7 separate regions of the Homo sapiens genome follow, and regions 1, 2, 3, 4, 6 and 7 are each linked to region 5. The links are chromatin contacts, found by Hi-C or POLR2A ChIA-PET in ENCODE. All regions are on one chromosome and are shown on one strand. The core of a region is the stretch at or near the end of the contact, and the rest is flanking DNA. Distances in the headings are between cores, read along the strand shown.

What was found. Hi-C counts contacts between places; a loop is a spot of excess contacts on that map. ChIA-PET counts read pairs that join two places held with the same protein, here RNA polymerase II (POLR2A). Pooled maps may share reads with other maps.
Region 1: a map of CD8-positive, alpha-beta T cell shows a loop between it and region 5 (10-fold over the local background). The contact joins the promoter of MIS12 here to the promoter of SHPK in region 5. A Hi-C loop is called at or near these places in 2 of 168 maps with a recorded cell type or tissue (CD8-positive, alpha-beta T cell and gastrocnemius medialis) and 10 of 50 pooled maps. POLR2A ChIA-PET finds 5 or more read pairs at or near these places in 2 of 52 experiments (GM10248 and naive thymus-derived CD8-positive, alpha-beta T cell).
Region 2: a loop to region 5 is called in a pooled map, with 8 times the contacts of the local background. The contact joins the promoter of METTL16 here to the promoter of SHPK in region 5. A Hi-C loop is called at or near these places in 1 of 37 single-sample maps with no recorded cell type and 6 of 50 pooled maps. POLR2A ChIA-PET finds 5 or more read pairs at or near these places in 1 of 52 experiments (CD4-positive, alpha-beta T cell).
Region 3: a pooled map shows a loop between it and region 5 (35-fold over the local background). The contact joins the promoter of SMG6 here to the promoter of SHPK in region 5. A Hi-C loop is called at or near these places in 5 of 50 pooled maps.
Region 4: a loop to region 5 is called in a pooled map, with 8 times the contacts of the local background. The contact joins the promoter of TSR1 here to the promoter of SHPK in region 5. A Hi-C loop is called at or near these places in 6 of 50 pooled maps.
Region 6: a loop to region 5 is called in a pooled map, with 10 times the contacts of the local background. The contact joins the promoter of MIR22HG here to the promoter of SHPK in region 5. A Hi-C loop is called at or near these places in 4 of 50 pooled maps. POLR2A ChIA-PET finds 5 or more read pairs at or near these places in 2 of 52 experiments (BJ and T-cell).
Region 7: a map of naive thymus-derived CD4-positive, alpha-beta T cell shows a loop between it and region 5 (6-fold over the local background). The contact joins the promoter of PAFAH1B1 here to the promoter of SHPK in region 5. A Hi-C loop is called at or near these places in 1 of 168 maps with a recorded cell type or tissue (naive thymus-derived CD4-positive, alpha-beta T cell), 1 of 37 single-sample maps with no recorded cell type and 9 of 50 pooled maps. POLR2A ChIA-PET finds 5 or more read pairs at or near these places in 1 of 52 experiments (activated CD4-positive, alpha-beta T cell).

Annotation. Positions count from the first base shown.
Region 1 is chr17:5,485,023-5,487,975 of GRCh38, reverse strand. MIS12 (MIS12 kinetochore complex component) reads right to left here and starts at 1,410. Exons shown (of 3, transcript NM_001258217.2): 1 at 1,292-1,410. It overlaps DERL2 (derlin 2), which reads left to right and starts at 1,798. Exons shown (of 7, transcript NM_016041.5): 1 at 1,798-1,907; 2 at 2,760-2,825. The coding sequence starts at 1,815. RefSeq lists enhancers at 791-900, 1,141-1,240, 1,861-1,920, 1,961-2,140 and silencers at 1,414-1,581, 1,531-1,690.
Region 2 is chr17:2,510,508-2,513,754 of GRCh38, reverse strand. METTL16 (methyltransferase 16, RNA N6-adenosine) reads left to right here and starts at 1,867. Exons shown (of 10, transcript NM_024086.4): 1 at 1,867-1,996. RefSeq lists enhancers at 1,667-1,716, 1,787-1,996.
Region 3 is chr17:2,302,202-2,305,106 of GRCh38, reverse strand. SMG6 (SMG6 nonsense mediated mRNA decay factor) reads left to right here and starts at 1,322. Exons shown (of 19, transcript NM_017575.5): 1 at 1,322-1,474. The coding sequence starts at 1,387. SRR (serine racemase) reads right to left here and starts at 1,157. Exons shown (of 8, transcript NM_021947.3): 1 at 1,090-1,157. RefSeq lists silencers at 1,073-1,292, 1,483-1,692 and enhancers at 1,194-1,920, 2,250-2,905.
Region 4 is chr17:2,334,699-2,337,789 of GRCh38, reverse strand. It overlaps TSR1 (TSR1 ribosome maturation factor), which reads left to right and starts at 1,333. Exons shown (of 15, transcript NM_018128.5): 1 at 1,333-1,459; 2 at 1,650-1,753; 3 at 2,060-2,279; 4 at 2,396-2,530; 5 at 2,894-3,091. The coding sequence starts at 1,363. It overlaps SGSM2 (small G protein signaling modulator 2), which reads right to left and starts at 289. Exons shown (of 24, transcript NM_014853.3): 1 at 45-289. The coding sequence starts at 101. RefSeq lists silencers at 1-45, 146-255, 356-665, 696-825 and an enhancer at 1,056-1,165.
Region 5 is chr17:3,634,717-3,637,875 of GRCh38, reverse strand. SHPK (sedoheptulokinase) reads left to right here and starts at 1,626. Exons shown (of 7, transcript NM_013276.4): 1 at 1,626-1,824. The coding sequence starts at 1,657. CTNS (cystinosin, lysosomal cystine transporter) reads right to left here and starts at 1,116. Exons shown (of 12, transcript NM_004937.3): 1 at 1,045-1,116; 2 at 560-769. RefSeq lists silencers at 751-840, 1,851-1,910 and an enhancer at 1,121-1,370.
Region 6 is chr17:1,714,699-1,718,065 of GRCh38, reverse strand. MIR22HG (MIR22 host gene) reads left to right here and starts at 1,856. Exons shown (of 3, transcript NR_028505.2): 1 at 1,856-1,936. It also overlaps a transcript of WDR81 not described here. RefSeq lists an enhancer at 1,068-1,709.
Region 7 is chr17:2,591,809-2,594,957 of GRCh38, reverse strand. It overlaps PAFAH1B1 (platelet activating factor acetylhydrolase 1b regulatory subunit 1), which reads right to left and starts at 1,304. Exons shown (of 11, transcript NM_000430.4): 1 at 952-1,304. RefSeq lists silencers at 456-505, 566-625, 1,036-1,265, 1,316-1,535 and an enhancer at 1,370-2,098.

The DNA of each region.
Region 1 (2,953 bases), core at 161-2,660, 1.9 Mb before region 5:
GATAAAGGCAATTAGCTAAAACAAACTGCTACTTCAATTATCAGGTGAATTTAGGACGCACTTTATGAAATAATTTGCAATAAGCAGTACAGTCAAATCTTATGGGAAGATAAGATGCAGCCAATCTTAAGAATTTATGTTTGTAGGCTGAGCACGATAGCTCATGCCTGTAATCTCAGCACTTTAGGAGGCCGGATGGACGAATCACCTGAGGTCAGGAGTTCGAGACCAGCCTGGCCAACATGGCGAAACCCTATCTCTCCTAGAAATACAAAAATTACCCAGGCGTGATGGTGGATACTTGCAATCCCAGCTACTCGGGAGGCTGAGGCAGGAGAATCACTGGAACCCGAGAGGCGAAGGTTGCGGTGAGCCGAGATTGTGCCACTGCACCCCAGCCTGGGCAACAGAGCGAGACTCTGTCTCAAAAAATAAAATAAAATAAAAATTTACGTTTGTAATGGTTAAATATGGAGTGGTTATAACTGTTTGGCTGTATATGTAAGGTAGGATTTCTTTCTGTTTTTCTTTTTTTCTTTTGAGACATGTTGTCGCTCTGTCGCCCAGGCTGGAATGCAGTGGCACGATCACAGATCACTGCAGCCTCAACCTCCCGCGCCCAAGCAATCCTCCCACCTCAGTCTCCCAAGTAGCCGGGACAACAGGTGCAGGCCACCATGCCTGGCTAATTTTCTTGTTGTTGTTGTTGTTTGAGACAAAGTGTCACTCTTTCGCCCAGGCTGGAGTACAGTGGTATGATCTCGGCTCGCTACAACCTCTGCCTCCTAAGTTCAAGTGATCCTCTTAGCTCAGCCTCCCAAGTAGCTGGGATTACAGGTGGGCGCCATCTCAAACAACAACAAAAAAATACACTTCCTTGATTAACTCCTTTCTTCGAATTCCCATTAGGACCTCTCTTCGGGCACTGACTGATGAACTTCTACCGCCTCATCTTCTCTGCTAGACTTAGAGTTCCTGAGAGCAGAATAAATGCGGCTTGATCAGTATTTGCCGATTCAACGCAGAGGTGCCCAGGTCATCTCGGCGAGTTGAGCTGTCTAAGACCCCGCGATCGCGCAGGACAGGACCCAGAAGCCAGAGCGCAGGAACTGCTTCCGGCCGGCTCCCGGCTTCCGTCGGGCCCCGCGCCCGCGCTGCATGCTGGGATCTTCAGGTCGGAGGCCGGGGTGAGGCCGACCCACAGGCCGCCTTGCTCCCTCGCGAAGACGCTTATGCCAGTCTCGCCCGTCCCCGCTCCTCCTCAGAGAAAATGCTGCCCCGCAGCACTTACCGGAGCGACCATGAGGGTGACGATTTGAAGCACACACAGGCTTCCCGCCACCTCCTTTAAACCGCCGCTGGCTTGCCAGGGACAGACGGCGCGGTTGGCTCCCCAAAATTCCGACTGATACGCGCCTCGGCGAGCGAAAGCAAACGCGGGATACTCTCGCGTTCCTGATTGGCTGGTTGTGGACACCTCAATTATGACAGAAAGGGGCCGGGCGGGAAAGTTAGCTGTGGCCGGCGGGGATTGGCAGAAGGAACCTGTACTTACTCGTTTTTCCCGGACGTTGGCTGGTGGAGAAGAGAGGGTGGGGAGATGGGGCGCTGGGGGGGGGCGGTGGCGACGCAACTCGTGATTGGCGGATGTGCGTTCCTTAGGTCTCTACGGATTGCGGTTGCTTGGCGTTGATTGGGCAGTCGCGGGAAAACTAAAGTGGGCGGGGGGCCTTTGGGCCCGCCCCGCCGCCGGGGCCTGCTGGCGGAAGGGGAAATGGGGTGGGTGGGGGGTGGGGCAGGCGACGGTGGGGAAGATGGCGTACCAGAGCTTGCGGCTGGAGTACCTGCAGATCCCACCGGTCAGCCGCGCCTACACCACTGCCTGCGTCCTCACCACCGCCGCCGTGGTGAGCAGCTGCAGTGCCACCTTCTCATTATCTGGGCTGGATATGACTGGGTCTTCAGGAAACTGGGGTTTGGGCCTCGGGGAGGCCCAGAGGGGCTGGTCCCGGGGATGGGTGGAGGCGTACAGGGATTACTCTGGGGTTCGAGTTGGCGCCAAGAATGCTTATCCAGTGACGCGAGAAGGGAGTGCTGCTTCATGGGGGGTCAGGTCAGTTTCTAAGAGATGAGCGCCGGACCTATAGCGGGTTAGGGTTGCGGGAGCCTCCCACCCAAGAAATGTGTCCGAGAGCTCTGCCAATGGCCAGGTGGTACCATGGTGACTAGTGAGAGGAAGGTCCGTTTAGTGAAGAAACAGGAATGGGGAAAGCAAGCTGGAAACTGTCGAGAGGGGAATGGCTTATAATAAAAAGGGTCTCTGGATCTAAATAAGGGGCTAGCTGGAGGTACCCAGCCCTAACGGTGGCAGGGTCTCCAGTCTCCGTTATTTCAAGTGAGTTTTGTTGTTTCATACAGCTGTTTCAGGTGGTGCCCATGTGGTGGGTAGATTCATAGCAGCTGTTTTTATTTGTCCTGTGTCTAAAATATCACCACCTGTCTGCCTCATTTCTTCATGTCAGCCTCAACTATTGCAACATAAAACAGACTTTTTTGTGTTAGGTATTGAGGATACAAAGAATTCTACCAATCCTAGAGAATTCTTTACCAACCTCTTCCTCTGGCCTAAGAAGAAAGGCTTAAAGGAAATCACGTCTAAGTGACCGAGAGTTGGAAATTGCTAGACCTACTAATTCTTTGTTGTAAATGATGAAATTTTGTTTCTTGATTTGCTTTAAGAAGCTCTTTTTCTATTTCAGCAGTTGGAATTGATCACACCTTTTCAGTTGTACTTCAATCCTGAATTAATCTTTAAACACTTTCAAGTAAGTGGTTCATCACAATAGTGATTAATGCTTCAGTTTCTTCTTTTTCTTACTGTTTAGTAGCAAATCCTGTTATACACTATCCTAAAAAAGAACCCAGTGGGGACCTTTGATTATAAGTTGCCTTG
Region 2 (3,247 bases), core at 618-3,117, 1.1 Mb after region 5:
CAGCTGCAGTGCTACTAGGGTCTCTCTGGCCCGACCTACAGGTAAACTGGGTTGCTCTTTGGAGCTAACAGAAAGTTACCAATATCTTAAATACAATCACTTCAACCCCACCAGTCCTATCTCCGAGGCCATCTTTTCTTTTACCTTTCCAGCAGCATGCACTAAATAAAATGCCATAACTAGTATCAAAGCCACTACCAACCAAAGATGGAAAACTTTCTGTGGTAATATGTTACATTGGTTGCTGAAATGAACCATGCCTTCCAGTATTGGAAGGGACCCTGGCATAGTCCCCTCCCCTTGAATTGGGGCTAGCCCTTCTACTTGCTTTAACCAAGAATATAGCCAAGGTGCTAGTTCTGCACCTACGCTTTAAGAAGGCCTGGCAGCTTCCACTTTTGCCCTTTTGGGAGCCCCGAGCCAACATGTAAGAAGTATTCTGGCGGGGCACGATGGCTCATGCCTGTAATCTCAGTACTTTGGGAGGCCGAGGCGGGTGGATCATCTGAGGTCAGGAGTTTGAGACCAGCCTGGCCAACAGGATGAAACCCCGTCTCTACTAAAAATACAAAAAATTAGCTGGGCATGGTGGCGGGCGCCTGTAATCTCAGCTACTCAGCTACTTGGGAGGCTGAGGCAAGAAAATCGCTTGAACCCAGGAGGCAGAGGTTGCATGCAGTGAGCCGAGATGGCGCCATTGCACTCCAGCCTGGGCAATAAGAAACTCCATCTCGGGGGAAAAAAAAAATGTCATCCTACTCTGCTAGACAAATTACATGGAAAGGCCACGTGGACAGGGAGAGAACTTGGACTACAGGGAGAGAGACCCAGTTCTTTCAGCGGAACCAGCCCCCACTTGTTGCTATGACCACTGGCAAGACCAGCAGAACGGGTGGGCTAATCCCAGCCCAGATTGCAGAACTGTGAGCAAGTAAAATGGTGGTTGTTTTAAGTCTTACGTTTTGGGGCGGTTTGTTACACAACAGATTATGAAAACACCTCCTCAGCTTTCCTTGGGTGACTACTGGTACTCACTTGTGTATAAGTCTCCATTCCTTAATCCTTACTATCTCCCAATTTTATGGTAATAGTTTGCCAGAAGCGTTCACATTAACGACGAGGACGTAGGCAGGCCCCCCCTTTTTTTTTTTTTTTTGAGACAGAGTCTTGCTCTTTCGCTCAGGCTGGAGTGCAGTGGTGCGATCTTGGCTCACTGCAACCTCCGCTTCCCGGATTCAAGCGATTCTCCTGCCTCAGCCTCCCGAGTAGCTGGGATTACAGGCGCCCGCCACCACGCCCGGCTAATTTTTGTATTTTTAGTAGAGACGGGGTTTCACCATGTTGTCCAGGCTGGTCTTGAACTCCTGACCTCAGGTGATCTGCCCGCCTCAGCCTCCCAAAGTGCTGGGATTACAAGCGTGAGCCGCCGCGTCCGGCCGGATCCTCAGTTCTTTCGCTGTAAACGAGAGTACTCTTCCCCAACCCACAGGCTTATATCTCTTACAATTCAGTGAGTGAGACATCGGCTGAGGACACACCTGTTGCACAAAAAGGGCTCACTGCACGCCATCACACCCAAGTCTCGTACCCTCATCTTCATAACCTGCCCAATCCCAGTGAGTGTGAGAGGTAAGTCTGCAGCAGGGCCCGGAAAACTTGTTTCTTTTTCTTTTAAATAAGTTTTCTCGCGAATTCGAACGCATGTCCTCCTCCTGCCATACCTCAAAGGACTCCGCTCGTCACCACGCCCCCGCGCCTTCTGTTAGGAGCAGCAAACCCCAGGTGTCGCGAGGGTTTCTTCTTTCTTCAAGATCAGCCACAGGTCGCGCGAGAGGGATGTGTCCAATCACGAGGCTAGATGGCTTCACAAGATGGCGGCGCGCTGGGAGCGTATCATCTGCGTTTCTAGGAGCTTCGCTATGCGGCTGCTTTAAGATTCTAGGGTTGTACAGGCCCACGCCAGACACGACGTCTGGCAGGAACCTCGGCCTCAGAGGTGGGTCACTTATATCTCTCACGCAGATTTACTATCATGGGTCACTTAACCCGTGGATCACACGGGTTCCTCATTCTTGAGTTTTGGGCTAGTGAGGTGCCGACTTCGGGGTCTAGGAGGGGAGACCTGATGTGGCTGTGTGTGCGCACGCGGGGGTGTTGAGAGTGGATGAGTGGGAGGAGTTGGCGAATAGAATAGAGACTAGGACTGAAGTAGGAAAGACTCCCCGGTGTTTAGGAGGTTTAGAGAGATCCAAAACTGAGGCGGGAAGACAAACTGAGCTGATAAAATGAGGGCATGGAAAGAACGGCAGTGGCAGGACTAGTGGGAAACGTCGGATTTATGAGAGAAGGCGAAGAGAGAAGATGTAGATTGGTGTGGAAGTGGGAGGGATCTGTGCAGAAAGAATTTGAAGTTCTGAAATTGGAATTTAGACTGTTTTACAGGCTGTGTATCAAGAGAGTGGTAGTTGAAGAGGGTTAATGGTCAAGAGGAACCAAGGAAACAGAAGCATGGAGATGAGAAAGAAAAAAAAAAAAAGGGAAAGCCTCATTCTCAGGGTTCTACTATTAACTGTGGCTTTCTGGACTGACTCAAGTAACCGGGAAGAAAAGTTCCAGTCCATGGGCTGAGCTTTTTTTGAAACTCAGTGAGGGTGCTTTGTGTCGGTGGTCCAGACAGGGAAGAGTTCTATCGTGGTTTCAATCAACAAATACTTGAGTGCCTACTCTCTTAGGCCCTATTTTAGGCGTTGGGATATGCGGTGAACAAGACAGACAAAATATTTACCCTCTTGAAACTTACTGACGGGAGATTTTTTAAAGTAAGTAAAATATATGGAATGCCAGATGGGTAAATTCTGTGTAGAAAATTGAAGCTAGAGCCTGGGTAGCAAAGCCAGACTCCCTTTCTACAAAAAATGAAGTAAATTAACCAGGTGCAGTGCTCTGTACCTGTAGTCCCAGCTGCTTGGGAGGCTCAGGCGGGAGGATTGCTTGATCTCAGGAGTTGGAGGCTGCAGGGAGCTATGATTCCATCATTGCACTCTGGGCAACAGAATGGAAGACCTTGTCTCAACAAGAAGAAAAAAAAAAGAATTGATGCCCAGTTAAACTCTGAAGAATAGGTTATATTTAGCTAAGAACTCATTGCCTATATTGGGAGGTTAGTTAGAAAAGAAGTGGTTGTATTTACTCATTCTGTATCTGTTCTGACCAGAAAAGTTGAATAATGTAGGAAATGAATCGAATC
Region 3 (2,905 bases), core at 73-2,572, 1.3 Mb after region 5:
ACCTTCCGGTGACAAAGTGTCACGTAAAAGGAACTGAAGGAGTTCTGTCAGAGGTTGTGGCAATCCCTTCGGCTCAGACTAAGGAATAATTGGTAACTATTCTGTGATGGGTGTGGGGTAAAAGCCTATGGGGCTGTGGAGGGGCAACAGGTGGAGGCAGGAGGCCTTGGGGAAGGGAGCTTCACCTCTGTACAGTTCTCCAAAAAAAGATTCAAGTACCAGCCTTCTGGTATAGTTCAATTTTAAAGATGGGAAATTAAAAAGTCAACCTGAGATCCACAGCAGTAATTTTTTTCAAGAATCCATAGTGACACAGAAATTCCCAAATTGACTTTTTTTTTTTTTTGAGGCGGAGTCTCGCTCTGTTGGAGACTCCCGGGCTGGAGTGCAGTGGCGCGATCTCGGCTCACTGCAGTCTCCGCCTCCCGGGTTCAAGCGATCCGCCCGTCTCAGCGTTCCGAGTCGCCGGGATTACAGGTCCCAAATGGACTTATATGCCTCCTGATGTACTTCCTTCCACACGATTCCAACTATATCGTATCTAGTTTTTAAAAGTCAGGGGGCGGCCGGGCGCGGTGGCTCACGCCTGTAATCCCAGCACTTTGGGAGGCCGACGCGGGTGGATCACCTGAGGTCAGGAGTTCGAGACCAGCCTAGTGAAACCCCGTCTCTACAAAAAATACAAAAATTAGCCGGGCTTGGTGGCGTGCACCTGTAATCCCAGCTACTAGGGAGGCTGAGGCAGGAGAATCGCTTGAATCCAGGAGGCAGAGGTTGCAGTGAGCCGAGACCGCGCCACTGCACTCCAGCCCGGGAGTCTCCAACAGAGCGAGACTCCAACTAAAAAAAAAAGGGAATAGTAACAACTACTCTTAGCAGATCTTCAAGGTCCCAAGTAATGGCCCGCGGCGCTAGGCCGGGCCTGTGGCGGGAGAGCCTGGCCTAAGGTGTCCAGAGGAGCCCAGGCTGAGGGGTGTCTCTGTCAACCCGAGTCCCAGACTAGCAGTGTCCTTGGTGTCCACGACAACAGCAACGGCAGCCACCGCCGCAAACGCCCGCCTGGCCTGGCACGGCCCGGCCTCGCCTCACCTCAGCTCACCGGCGCCGCGCCTCCAGCTCCAGCCTCCGCGCGCCTCCCCGGCCGCACCTCTGCGCACGCGCAGCGCCCGCCCGCCCCACCCAGGCTCTCGCTCCGGTCCCGCCCCTCTGGAACCGGCGGCGGGCGCTTTTCCTCCCAGCGCGGCCACCGTCGTTCGGAAAGGGAGGGCGGCAGGGGGCGGGGAAAGGCCGGGAGGTGGGCGAGCGCGCGCGCCGCCCGTCTGTGGTGGTTTCCTGGCTGCGCGCGGCGGTGGCGGAGCCGCTACGGCTGTAGCAGCAGCCGCGAAGATGGCGGAAGGGCTGGAGCGTGTGCGGATCTCCGCGTCGGAGCTGCGCGGGATCCTGGCTACTCTGGCCCCGCAGGCCGGGAGCAGAGGTGAGTCGCGCCGCCCAGCTCCTGGGCCGGGCCTGCCCGCCCCGCCTCCCTCTCCTCCTCCTCTGCCTCCTCCCCGCTCGGCCCTCGGCTCCGGAGCCCCCGCCCCTTCCCCCAGCAGTAGGCGCTGGGGCCGCGGCGGACCCTCGCTGCCCTACCTCTCTCGCGGGTTAGTGCGGGGTCGGGCTCGGCCAGTCCTGGCCAGCTCCGGGAGAGCCTGGCCCGAATTCCTGCCTCCACCCTCTTTCTCGCCGCGAAGGTGACTGTTCCTTTTGCCCCAGCCCTCTCAGACCCGCCCCGGATTCCCAGGCATCGGGAGACGCGGAAAGGAGTGGGGTCTGGTGGAGGCCCCGGGCGTATCGCTCTCCAGGCCGCCCTCCGCGGGCCTGCCCCGGCCACCGCTTTAACGTCGGAGAGAAGGAATTGGGGAGAAAGGTTTAAGAGCCTGCGACTTCGTTGCTGAACTTTTCCCCCCCAAGACAGGCTTCCGAAAGCTGCGCCACTGGAGGGATCCGGGACCTCAGACTACTCGGGTTTGGCCCTGGCATGTGTGGGAGCAGTTTTTATTAGAGAGAATGCTCAATTTGCAAGTTAATTTCAAGTCTCCAGCCACGTCAGGAAAGTAAGAAAGATTCTAAGTGTCTCACCTCTCCTGCGTTAGGCAATAGAGTTGTGTAGAATGGTAGCTGTGATAGGTGCCTTCTCTAGGTTTGCGGCCAGTCTGTGAAATTGGTTTTTGTTGATTAACATAATTGGATTATTAAGGCTATTTTCTCCCGCTGCTCTAGAAAGTAGTAGGAATAGCTTTCCCCATCCCCCCGCCCCCCACCAAGTTACAGACTGCCGAGGGTGAGCTATTCTTGGGTTAAACTGCTTTATCTTTGTGGATACTTCATGAACCTACCTTTTAAACTTATGAAAATAGTGAAGCACTATCCAAAACCTCAGTCTCTTTTCTTCCCCTTTTCCTTACACCTACAAACAGTAAATGTACTTGCTGGAGCATATGATTCCTGTTTTGGGCTTGTTTCCATTTATATTTAGAGAGCAATACTAGGATTAAAAACTTTTTTATTGTTGTTATTATTATTTTTTGAGACGGAGTCTAGCTCTGTCGCCCAGGCTGGAGTGCAGTGGCGCGATCTCTGCTCACTGCAACCTCCGCCTCCCGGGTTCACGCCATTCTCCTACCTCAGCCTCCCCAGTAGCTTGGACTGTAGGCGTGTGCCACCACGCCTGGCTAATTTTTTGTATTTTTGTAGTGACGGGGTTTCTCCGTGTTGGCCAGGATGGTCTGGACTCCTGTCCTCGTGATCCGCCCGCCTTGGCCTCCCAAAGTGCTGGGATTACAGGCGTGAGCCACCGTGCCCGGCCAATTTTTTTGAGGCAGGGTCTCACTCTGTCTTCCAGGCTGGAGTGCAGTGGAGGGATCTC
Region 4 (3,091 bases), core at 84-2,583, 1.3 Mb after region 5:
CGGGCCAGGGCGCGAGCCCCCCGGGGTTCTTGACTCGACTTTACCTCCTTCTTCACGTTCCACAGCAGTTTCTCTTTGACTGCGTCCTCTGCGCTGCCCATGGTGTGGCAGGAGGCGGCGCCGAGCGGTCCTCAGAGCCCCCGCGCCCTCGCCGCCTCCGCGCCTCTCGGCTCAGCGCCCCACGCGCAAGGCGGAGCCCCCGCCCGCCGCGCTCCCGGCCCGCCGCCGCCGCCGCCGCCGCAGCCACTGCCCGGTGCTCGGCTCCGCAGCCATCTTCCGAGCCCCGCACAGACGTCAGGCGGCAGGCCCGGCCCCTTCCCACAGCCGGAGGGGGGTTGCGCACAGCGACGGGGGATCGGGGCGGGGAGAGGCCGTGCGCGCCTAGGGGCGGCAGACCCGGGCGCGCGCCACGGGGGTCGCTGTCATGGCAACGCACCCGCTCCCGCATGGAGGGCGCGAAGCCGCATTGTGAGCGCTGGCCCTGGAGCCCGCGGCCCCGCGGCTGAGAGCGAGCCTCGGTCCCGCTGAAGCTCCCCTGACTTCTGCCTGCTCCCTCTCCCGACGGGACGGAAAGGGCCGGGGCTCGGGCATGGGGTCCCCTGCGGTCCGAGCCTGCCCACGGCGAAGCCGGTGCAGCCTGGCCCCGTGACCCCTCTGAATCCCCGTCCGGCCGTCGCCGTGCAGTTGTCAAGTTTCTGGGAAGATTAGTGGGAGCGCAGCCGCCCGAGCCCGACGGCCGGAGGGTCGCGGCCAGTCCCCCTTGCCGGGTCGCCACGTCCCACAAGGTCCTTCCCGGCCGCTCCGTGGGAGGCGGGGCGCAGGTTGGAGTAACAGGGACGGGCTTGAGCTGGTACGGAACCGGGCAAGGTGAGAGAAGTGTCTTCCACGCGATTCCCAAGCCTCGCTAGGGAATCGAGGGAGAAGAAAGGTTGCTCAGAGTGATAAAGAACATGCCGTTGCAAACGGAAGAGCAACGTGCCCGAATCTAGGTGACAGGAAGGGCTTAGGCCTTTTCGGCACGAATGGAGCCTTCCAGTCAACATGCTTCTACGTGATGCAGCTTTATAGCGCAAAAAAATGACAATGCAAGGGGTACAAACAGCCCTGCTAGACCAACAGCCCGAGCCTCGACAGTCTACATCCGGCGCCTTCAAGCCCCCAACCACACACTGCGAAGTGGGAAAAGTTCCCAGCGCGGCTTGGCGAACCCGCTAACACGGCGCTCTCACGAGCTGCTGGAAAAGACCTTCGCGAGAGGGCGCAGGGAGTCCCGCTCCCTGGAGGGCCCGCCCCCTTGGAGGGGACCGGAAGCGCTTGTCCTGGCCCGGAAGCAGTGCTGACTCCGTACACGCGCGCTGCGGCATGGCGGCCCACCGCCCCGGCCCGCTCAAGCAGCAGAATAAAGCTCATAAAGGCGGACGGCATCGGGGTCGGGGATCTGCACAGCGGGACGGCAAGGGTAAGGAGATAACGTAGAAGGAATAAGGGCTATTTGGCCGTTATTAACTCTTTTTCCTCATGCCCAGACTGAGCTTCTGTCTCCCGTCTGGGCTCCACGCGAAAGGCCCTTTCTAAGGTGGGCGGAGAGGAGTCCCTTTTCTTGACCTTGTGGGGCCGATCACACCAGCCCCTTCTAATCTGCCATTCAGGCCGTCTGGCACTGAAAACCCTAAGCAAGAAGGTGAGAAAAGAACTCAGCAGAGTCGACCAGAGGCATCGCGCCAGCCAGCTCCGAAAGCAGAAGAAGGAGGCGGTGAGAGGAGCGGGATTTGGGAGAATGCGGCTTCTCTGGTGTTCTAGGTGGCTAATGCCTCGAAGTGGAAAATGAGACCGGGAGGAGGGTCCAGGGACAGAGCATAGCCCTAGAGCACGTGTCGAGCGTGCAGGTCTAGCATTCTTTGCTTTGGTCAGAATTCCTGCCACCCCGCTGGCATACCTGTGGTCTTTTACTAGAGAGATGCTGGTTTTGGGTAGGGGGAGCATCTGTGGGAGTGGAAATGCAATGCTGGAGTGAAGTACTGAGACACTGAGATGTTCTCGGATATCTTTCTATTTTCAGGTTCTGGCAGAGAAGAGACAGCTGGGTGGCAAGGATGGCCCTCCTCATCAGGTACTGGTGGTGCCCCTGCACAGCAGAATTTCCCTGCCAGAGGCCATGCAGCTGCTTCAAGATAGGGACACTGGAACAGTACACTTGAATGAATTGGGAAACACCCAGAACTTTATGCTGCTGTGCCCCCGCTTGAAACATCGGTGGTTTTTCACCTCAGCAAGGCCAGGTTAGAGTATACACCAATATTTTGTATTATGTTTGAGTAGTGGTATTTTTTTTTTTTTTTTTTAGAATAATGTGCTGGTGCCAACCACCTCTTCTTACTGTGTCTTCTATCTGCAGGGGATCTGCACGTTGTGTTAGACATGGCTAAAGTAGCTGATACCATCCTGTTCCTCCTTGATCCACTAGAAGGCTGGGACAGCACCGGTGATTACTGTCTTTCCTGCCTCTTTGCTCAGGGCCTTCCGACCTATAGTAAGTGAGTTAGCATTTATTGTGCACCTTTAATTTGTCAGGCACTATGCCTGGTATTTGATACAGGAATACAACTGATGGATCATATTCAGCTGGTGGTGGGATGTACACATATGGATTAAACTTGATCCATTGTTTACAGATTATCACTCAGGGTGTCTTTTTGTTTTTGGCTGTCCTTTGCCCAGAGAAACAAGGATATGAAGTTTGATTTCACTGTGAAATTCCTTCAGGGTAGTTCAGTGTTGGGCTTCCCAGTGATCTCTGGGCTTGCAACTGAGCTATTAGGTTGTTTGTGAACTGCAGAGGGATTTTTATGTAATGAAGCAGTAGGTCATGAAGCGTTTTCTCTTTCGCTTACAGCACTAGCTGTCCAGGGGATTTCTGGCCTCCCACTGAAGAAACAAATAGATACCAGGAAGAAGCTAAGTAAAGCAGTGGAGAAGCGCTTTCCGCATGACAAACTCCTCTTGTTAGACACTCAACAGGAGGCAGGGATGCTGCTTAGGCAGTTGGCTAACCAGAAGCAACAGCATCTTGCTTTTCGAGATCGGCGGGCCT
Region 5 (3,159 bases), core at 377-2,876:
TTATGCGACCTTGTGGTGCCAAACAAGGAGGTGGTAACTACCTCACAGGACTTAAATGAGGAGATGTAAAGCACGCATTGTCAAGTGGGACTAAAATTGGCTGGGGGTAGGCTGGGCGCGGTGGCTCACGCCTGTCATCCCAGCACTTTGGGAGGCCGAGGTGAGCGCATCACCTGAGGTCAGGAGTTCGAGACCAGCCTGGCCAACATGGTGAATCCCCATCTCTACTAAAAATACAAAAATTAGCTGGGCATGGTGGCTCAGGCCTGTAGTCCCAGCTACTCGGAAGGCTGAGGTAGGAGAATCGCTTGAACCCCGGAGGCGGAGGTTGCAGTGAGCCGAGATCGCGCCACTGCACTCCAGCCTGGGTGACAGAGGCTGCAGACTCCATCTCAAAAAAAAAAAAAAAATTGGCTTGGGGTGGTAGTGAAGAAATCTAGCTATTACAATGGTTTGTGGCCACAGAAACAAATACACAGCGTACTAGTGGTATTAAATTTTATGGGAAGGGGGTAGGTAGGAATAACGAGGTTGAGAAACAAGGATATAAAGTGGTTACCTCTGTTGCTTAGGGCGCCTAGCGAGCTCTCACAAAACACAGTAATCCTCAATGTTACTGGAAGAGGCAGAGCTCAGGAGTCCTCCCTTCGCCCAGTGTGAAAACCCGGAGGGGAGGATGGGGTCTCGTGCTGCTCAGTCCCCCGGAGCCCCGCACTCCGCACGTCAACCGGCGCTCTCGCAAAGGTTCTCTCAGCGTCTCCAAAGCAATCTGCAAATTCCCCAACCGAGACCCAGGCGGCAACTGAGCAGAAGGTAAGGGGCTGGGAACGGCACCCACCCCGGCAGCCCGCTGCCCCTGCCTCGGCTGACCACCGCTCGGGCCCTTCCACCCGGGGGTTGTCCCGTGTCGCGAGGCCAGCACTGGTGGCGGGGAAAGGAGCCCGCCGCGGCTGAGGGCGCTGGACCCCCGGCAGGCTGCCCCGCTGACCTGCTGTGCCTCAAGGGGTCCGCCTGGGAAACAGGGGAGGCCGCGTCCGCTCTCACCTGAGCGCCCCCAGGCTCGAGGAACCGCCCTCACGGGACGCATGAGCCTCGCCAGGTGCCGGTCAGGAATGCACCGCGTTCCCCTGCCCGGCTAGACTTTGGGAGAGGCGGGTCCGCTGTCACCTGACCTCCGCCACCTGACTCGTGGGGCCGGATCTCGGCGAGATGAGCTCTGGGAGTTGTAGTTTCCGCGCGTCTTAGACGGACAGAGCGCAGCTGGGTCGGGCCGGGGCGCAGAGATCGGGGCTCCGGCGTGAGGGAAGATGAGGTCCGCTGCCAGGGACACAGAGACTCTTGGAGCCGCCAGCGCCTCCCGGCTCCTTTCGTGAGCGAAGCTCAGACCGCCCTCCATTGGGCGGAAATCAGAGCCCGTGGGGCGGGGCCCCCTTTAGGTCCCGCCTTCCGCCGCCTCTCCGCCTATAGCCGGGGCCCGCCGAGAGGTTGCGTGGAAGCTCGCCTTCCCCGGCCAGTGGGAAGACGAGAAGCCTCCATGTTGGGTGTGGCTGAAAGATTGGCAGGCGACTCCCCGCCCCTGCCCCGCCCCCCTGGGCGAAGAGCGCGGACTTGTGGGGCCGCTGGCTGCAGACTGGAGCTGCGCGGGTCAGGGAGATAATGGCTGCGCGGCCGATCACCCTCGGCATTGACCTGGGCACCACATCTGTGAAGGCAGCTCTGCTGAGGGCCGCGCCCGACGACCCATCCGGGTTCGCAGTGCTGGCGAGCTGTGCCCGTGCTGCGCGGGCAGAGGCGGCGGTCGAGAGCGCGGTGGCCGGGCCCCAGGTGAGTTGGACCCCCGGGGCCGCGCCGCCTCCAGGAGCCTCCTGACCACCCTTTTCCACCCCAGGAGGCCTCCCTGACAGCCCTTCCCGCAATGAAGTCTCTATTCCAGCTTGTCCCCAGCTTCTCCAGGGGCCCGTCTGCCTGCAGCAGCTGTGCTCATGATCCCTTAGGTCTGGTCCCAGAATCCTTCCCACCTGCTGGGACCGATTCCCCCCCGCCCCCTCCCCGACTCTCTGGCTTCTTCTGGGGGCCTTGCGCTTGGCGCTGGATCCCTGTGCTCTCTGTCCCCTGACCTTGGAGGAACTGATCTCTTGTGTGTATGGAATGACCACAGGCCTCCCTTTCACTCTTGCTGCTCTCCGCTCCTCACACCTGCCCTGTGACCTCAAGTTCAGGATTCAGTTTGTTGCCCAGGGCAGAGTCTGGGTTTTCCTCCGGAAATCAGATGTCAAATCAGGCCTAACTGGCTCCTGGCTCATTCCACAGAAGCAGAATGCGGACCAAGAAACCTTTGGTCAGCCGGGCGCGGTGGCTCACGCCTGTAATCCCAGCGCTTTGGGAGGCCGAGGCGGGCGGATCACGAGGTCAGGAGATCGAGACCATCCTGGCTAACACGGTGAAACCCCGTCTGTACTAAAAATACAAAAAATTAGCGGGGCGTGGTGGCGGGCGCCTGTAGTCCCAGCTACTCGGGAGGCTGAGGCAGGAGAATGGCGCGAACCCGGGAGGCGGAGCTTGCAGTGAGTCGAGATCGCTCCGTTGCACTCCAGCCTGGGTGACAGAGCGAGACTCCTTCCCTTCCTTCCCTTCCTTCCTTCCTTCCTTCCTTCCTTCCTTCCTTCCTTCCTTCCTTCCTTCATTCTTTCCTTTCTTTCTCTTTCTTACCAAGTCTCGCTCTGTTGCCCAGGCTGGAGTACAGTGGCGTGATCTGGGCTCACTGCAACCTCCGCCAACTGGATTCAAGTGATTCTCCTGCTTCAGCCTCCCGAGTAGCTGGGACTACAGGTGTGAGCCACCGCGCCCGGCTACTTTTTGTATTTTTAGTAGAGACAGGGTTTCGCCATGTTCGCCAGACTGGTCTTGAACTCCTGACCTCAAGTGATCTGCCCACTTCAGCCTCCCAAAGTGCTAGGATTACAGTTGTGAGTCACTGCGCCTGGCCCAGCTTTGTTTTTCACAAGCTCTTGCCACATACATGGACACGGTTGTTTAGGGTTCAGAGCCCATTTGGCTCAGAAGCATTTCTGAGGATAGGGATTTCAGGAGCACTTTGTATCTACATAGAAGCTTTCAAGATTAGTTTGGTTGGGACATTAGGGCATATTAAAAGGATTC
Region 6 (3,367 bases), core at 607-3,106, 1.9 Mb after region 5:
GACACCTGTCCATGGAGGAATAGGGCAACTTGAGTAGGAAGTAGGGGGCGGCTGGCCTGAGAAGCAGCGTTCTGAACCCCAAGTTTGCTTCCCATAGCCATTCCTCCTCCCCAGGCTTGGTCCTCGGGTTCACTGTACCCTCCCCAGCGCCAGCCACCATTCTGGACCTCCCCAGTACTGGCCTTCCCCTAGACCAGGGAGGGTCTAGACCACAGAGTCTGAATTTACTGTGCTAACAGGAAATACCTCTCTTTCCAAGCCCAGAGCCTCTGAAGAACTAAGGAGCAGAGCGGGGTTGGGGTTGGGGGAGACAGTCTTGGAGTGATGGGGGAAAAGAAAGATCATACAATCACATCCCCCACGTTCTTTCCTTCACCACCCATGGGAGTGGATAAGGGGATGGAGGAGGGTAAGCAAGGAGGAGGATGTGGTAACAGCTGATTCGTCCCCAGAGGTCACACTTTCCAACAATCAGCTGTTACTGGGGCGCAAGGCAGGAAGTTTCCTTAAAGGCGCAATGTCCTGAACGCAGGCTCAGAATTTTGGAGCTCCAAGTGAACCTTATCAATTACCTGATGGAGTGCGTATTTAACAGAAGGAAGGATCTCACCCTCCAGCCTCATCATTCCTGCTTAGTTACCCTCAGCCCCTATTTGGAGCTGAAGGAAAAGGCATGGATTTCAGTCCACATGTTCCTCTTTGGGGGACTTGCGGGGATTGATAAGGTAGGGCAGGTCTCCGGCTTGCCCCTTTAAAAACGCCGACCAGCAGCTTTTGCCAAGTCACTGGGTTCATTTCACTTTTTGCCCATCCCCCGCTCATCTAGACTCTGATTGGCCCCTGGGGAAGGAGCAGCCTGCTCATTGGTCTCCACCTTCGAATCTCTTCCCTAAGTAGGCCTGAGTCAGTGAAGAGCTTTGGAGGGCGGGACTGAATGGGGGTTAATCAGAGGATGCGATTGCTGACCCTTTGCACTTTGGCATGGCCCATCCCCTAATTTCTGACCAGAAGCCCTCCCTCTACCCTAAGGTGAGGACTGTGCTATGAATCTTTTGTTAGAAAGCTACCTCTTGGGAGGCTCTGGGGGCTCTTCTGGGACTGGGAAGAGACATCCAAGAAAAAAAGCCTCCTGTGGTTAGGAAGAGCCCCCAGGAGGAGTGGGCTGGGCGAGGCGAGCACCCTCCCTCCTCCAAAAACCCTGGAGAGCTCTCCAACGGCAGTCTCTGCTGCCCTGGGGGCTGACGCTCTGCCCACTCCTGCTCCTTGGTCCGCTCCACCTTTCCTTAAAGAGCTATAGCGTCCCGCAGAGGCCGGCGAGTCAGTTTGGGGAATGTCTAAAAGAAGCACTCACGACTCCAACAAGGAGGGGCTGTCGCCCTTTAAGGACTTCCCCGGGCTGGATTCCGAGCTCAGTTTAAAAATGCCAACTCACAGAGCGCGCTGGGTTCTGGGAACGACGGTGTCAGGCTGAGAACTACACGGACCAGCATGCATTGCAAACGCAGACGCCGTGGCTTTCGCCTGCTCTTTAGGACTCTCGTTTGACGTAGCGCTTTTCTAAGCGGGTCGCTGACGCGGAGGGCTGGGCCACACCTGTCCGTCTATTGGCCGGCTCCTCAGTGGGTGGGCGTGGCTTCGTGCAATTCCGCCCGGCAAAAGGGTGGCCTCCTTGCCAATCAGAGCCAGGGCGCCCGGAGAGGCGGGACCAGGGCGAGGCCCCGTCGGCCCCCGGGTGGGCGGGGCCACGTTGCCCAGCAGTGGGCGGTGATTGGCCCCGGGCCGTGCATTCGCAGCTCGTGCGTCACGACGCCGCCAGCTGATCGGAGCCTGGAGCCGGTGTGTGCTGGGTGCCGAGAAGAGACAGCGCCGCCGGCCGTGGGGAGCGGACGCAGTGATTTGCTCCCCCTCGTGCAGCAACCCCCACACCCAGCACCAGGTGGGTGTGAGCTGGCGACCCGGTCACGCAGCGGGGAGCCGCGGTAACGGGATGGAGGGTGAAAGTGGGGTCCGGGCGGCCACACCCAGCCCTTCCGGGAGGAGAAGGGGCGGCGGGGGCAGGGGCGCCTCGGGGAGAGGGGCCTGGACTGGCCGGGTTAGTGTGTCAGGAGCTACGAGGAAAGAGTCTGGGACGGGAGTCGTGGCGGAAGGGCTGGCGGAGTGGCGGGGGGCGGGGGGAGAGCCGAGGGGCCGGAGGGCCGGGGGCGGCTCACCCGGCGGCCCCCGGTCTGAGGATACAGGGGCCGGCCATCTAGCCTGGGGAGGGTCTGGACCCCCCGAGCGGGCGGCGAGGAGGTGCTTTGCCTCTGCCGGCGTTCACTGGGTCAGGGCCAGTTCAGCGCCCTGGCAGGGAAGGGGTCGCTGGGCGGGCCGGCCCCTCCTCTCGTTCTCTCCAGGGGATGTTATGTAAGGGGGGAGGGGAGAGGAGTAGGGGGCGGCGGTGCCGGGGCCTTATGCAACCCAAAGGTTAGGGTTTCACCGTGGTTGGGCGGGGGGAAGAGGGCAAGAGGAGGGCCTGGAAACTCTAACCCCCGCTCCCCAGACTAACTGGCCGTCTTGGGCCGAGAGAAGGTCACCTCTGCACCTCCCCCCAGCCTGTCCGATTGTGAGGCCCCTAGCCCAGGCCTGGCCCTGACTGCCTGGGAAGCCGGCTGGCTGGGTGGGGCGCCTGGGTTAGTCATCACTGGGCTGCCTCTCTCCCCACCTCTCGGCCAACTCTTGGCCCCTCCCCATGGCCTCCGGCGAGGCTGTCACCCCCACCTCCCTCCGGCCCTGGTTCCAGCCTCCAACTCCTTTGGCCTGTCATCCTGGCTGTCAGATTGGGCTAGGAGCTGTCAGAGTGCCAGAGGGTTGATGGAGCAGCTGGTCAGAGGGTCAGTGCCCTGGGCCCACCCCGCCCTGCAGCCAAGGGCACCTGCTTGGCACAGACTCTCAGCAGCTGCTGAGTCCTCTGGGTTGAACAGAGCTATCTCAGACAGAGGAAGGTCGGACGGAGTTGGACTGGTCACCCAGGGGAAGGAAGATACACAAAGTTCATGCCTCCCAAGAGGGTTTCGGAATTTGAACCGCACCCCGTATCCCCCAATCTTTCTTACCCTCTGAGTATAGAAATTCCAAGGCAAGACCGCCTTGGCCCCTCAGCCTGGCGTGGGCCATGCCCTTGGACTGAGTGTCAGCACGGACCCGCCCTCCCCAGCTCACATCCCCCGAGCCTGCCACGCCCCCAGCCCCCTCCCTGGGCCATGCTGCAGGGCCCGGCTTTTCCTGCTGATTCATGCGTTGGAACTGTGGGGGCGGGGCTTGGAACTTGGAACAAAGTTCAGACATGGAGGGGCCGGCAGACAGCCTGGAATTCATACCAGATGTACCC
Region 7 (3,149 bases), core at 55-2,554, 1.0 Mb after region 5:
GCTCTCTCCTACTAAATACGGAAAACCTCTTCCCCTCTACTGCTACGTTTAGAGGTGCAGAGTCAAAATGTGTCGACCACCTCAAAGGCATTTTCTCATGTGGGAGGCTAAAGAGGGTAAATATGCAGAGGCACTGCGTTTCCCAAAGGGGCAGGGAGATGAGATTAGACGAAGGGGAATGGCAGGGAGCCTCGAAGCTGAATGTTAACAGCATCAAAAGGCAACTCCCGACCGAGGAGCCGGTGGCAGAAAGAAAATCCTGCCAGATTCGGTGGGTGGATGCTGCGGATTGCTCGGTGGGCCGGGCTGCCTCTCCTCGGCGGGTGCTGAGGCTGGACCGCCGCACCGGGGGCCAGGGAGACGGTGGGCCACCCTCCGCTGGTCAACCCCATCTTAAGGACCAGTCGGGGACGGAATGCCTGGAAGGCCCTATGAGTGCCCCGGCGGCGCGGGGCTGAGCCGGTCCCCGAGCCGATAACTGAGGGTGGGGTGGGGACTGCGGTGCTCGTCTCCGCGGCCGGGGAGAGCAGGGCCGATCCTTTTCCCCAAGATCAGAGAGCTACCTGGTCCCCACGCCCTTCCAACCCAAGAATACTTTTCTTGCTAAGTCACCGAGGGAGGAGGGCGATCCCTTCTTGGGGAGGGCCGCGGGGCGGGGGTCGCAGAGGCGCCGGCAGCCCCCAAAGCCGGGCCCGGGAGGAGAGGAGCGAGGGCAGCGCCCTCCCCGGACAGTCCCCCTCCTCCGGGTCTCTCACTCAACGGCCGTCGCGGCCGCCATTTTGAGAGCGAGGAGAGAAGAAGAAGGAGGAGGCGGCGGCGGAGGCAGGGGGAGGGGAGAATGGGAGGGAGGGGACCGGCGCAGCCACATCGTCAGGCCGCCGGGTCCGGCCTGCAGCCGCCCGGGCGCGGTGGAGGAGACAGAGGGGAGGGCGCAGACCCGCGCCGCCTTACCGGAGCGCTGCACCGCCGCCTCCGCAGGGCCTCTTCCGTCCTTCACTCCCATCCACCGGCGGGGGAGGGGGAGGGAGAGGGGAGGGAGGAAGGAGGGAGGGAGGGAAGGAGGGGGGAGGATGGCGCGCTGGGCCCGGGCCCGGGGAGGGGGAGGGGAGGGGAGCGGGCGGGCTCCTCAGCCGTTCCGGGGCTCGAGTCCAAGCTCGGCGCTCGCGGTTTCTCTCGCTCGCGCCCGAGCGCTCCCCTCCTTCTCCTTCTCGCTCCCTAGACTCCCGTGTCGCTGCTCCTCCGCTCGCTCACTCGCTCTCCCGGCCGCCGGACTCCGCCGCCGCCCCGCCGCTCCAGCTCCGTCTGTCACAGGAGCTGCCCCAACGCCCTGACGTCACCGCGCCGCCGCCGCCGCCGCCGCCGCCGCCCCAGACCCGCCAGGAAGAGGGAGGGGCGGGCGCCGGGAGCGGAGGAGGGGCTGCGGCGCATGCGCCGGGCTGGGCCGGGCCGGGGCCGCGCTGCCTTCTAGCGGGCGGGCGGCTGAGCGGTGCCACCCGGCCGGCGGGCGAGTCTGCGTGCGAGGTGCTGCTTCTCACGCTCCGCACGCTTCTGTTAACCTTGGGAGAGGCTCTTTTTTCCCAGCCCCTCGTCTGACTTGCGGCCCCTTCTGAACTCTGGCTCTGCTCACCTCGCTGCCCTGCTTTTGCGCTCATGCGGCCGACCGCGGCGTCCCGTTGGCACCGTGTGTGGCGGGCCCCGGGAGGCGCGAGAGGCAGCGGGGCCCGGCCACCTACCGCCCCTTTCTGCCTCCGGCCTCCGAGATGATTTCCCAGTTTGGGGGGGAATGAGGGAGGGGAGTAGGCTGGCTGGCTTGGGAGGAGGAGCTGTTGAGGTTAAAAGGCAGATGGAATGCTGTCATTGTCTTGATTTGTATTATAGATTCTTAATTGGGAGGACTCGCTTTTGGATATGATTCAGCTATTCTTCTCCTTAGTCACACACAGACATCAGAGTCTCTCCAGGTCTCGAAACGGATGCCCAAAGAAAGGCCTGGAACTGTATCCCTATAAGGGATGTCTGTGTGTGTTTGCTAAATTATGGATTGAAATATTGATGACAAGAGTCGTCTTGGGGATTTGTAGTTAATTTATTCCACACAGATACCTATGATTTTTCTTTTCTTTTCCTTTTTTTTTTTTTTTTTTTTTTGAGACGGAGTCTCGCTGTGTCGCCCAGGCTGGAGTGCAGTGGCGCGATCTCGGCTCACTGCAACCTCCGCCTCCCGAGTTCAAGCGATTCTCTGCATCAGCCTCCCGAGTAGCTGGGAGTACAGGCACTTGCCACCACGCCCAGCTAATTTTTGTTTTTTGTTTTTGTTTTTGTTTTTGAGATGGAGTCTCGCTCTGTCGCCCAGGCTGGAGTGCAGTGGTGCAATCTCCACTCACTGCAGGCTCCGCCTCCCGGGTTCACGCCATTCTCCTGCCTCAGCCTCCCGAGTAGCTGGGACCACAGGCGCCCACCACCACGCCCGGCTAATTTTTTTGGTATTTTTAGTAGAGACGGGGTTTCATCATGTTGGCCCGGATGGTCTCGATCCCTTGACCTCGTGATCCGCCCGCCTCTGCCTCCCAAAGTGCTGGGATTACAGGCGTGAGCCACCGTGCTCAGCCGACCCTTGATTTTTAAAAAGCGAGATTTGGGGTTCTGAATAATTCAATATGGGCTATTATTTTAATAACAGGTTTAAATGAGATTATCTTATCATTCATTTGTATTGTCCAAGGAAGCTTTTTTCTTGAAACAGGCTTAAGCTTATGTGTACTGATTTTATTGCGTCACTTTATGTAGGTAAATATATATATATATACTGCATTTGAGAAGCAGCAGAGTTAACGAAAGAGACAACTTAGGTGTAAATCCTGGACCCCGCACTTGCCAGAAGCGCGACCTGGGGCAAATTACCATACCTCTCTTTGGCCTCAGTTTCTCAATAAAAGACACCTAATAACTAACCCGGCTTTTGTGAGAATTACAGAGGAGGTGCAGCCTGTGTAAAGTATCTTAGTTTCGTGGGGACTTATAGGTAACTCATGTAAACATTACTGTTGCTTGATACCAAAACAAGTTTCCTTTGTTCAAGAAAGGTTATCTCTGCCAGGCACAGGTTGCTAACCCCTGTAATCCCAGCAATTTGGGAGGCCAAGGCAGGG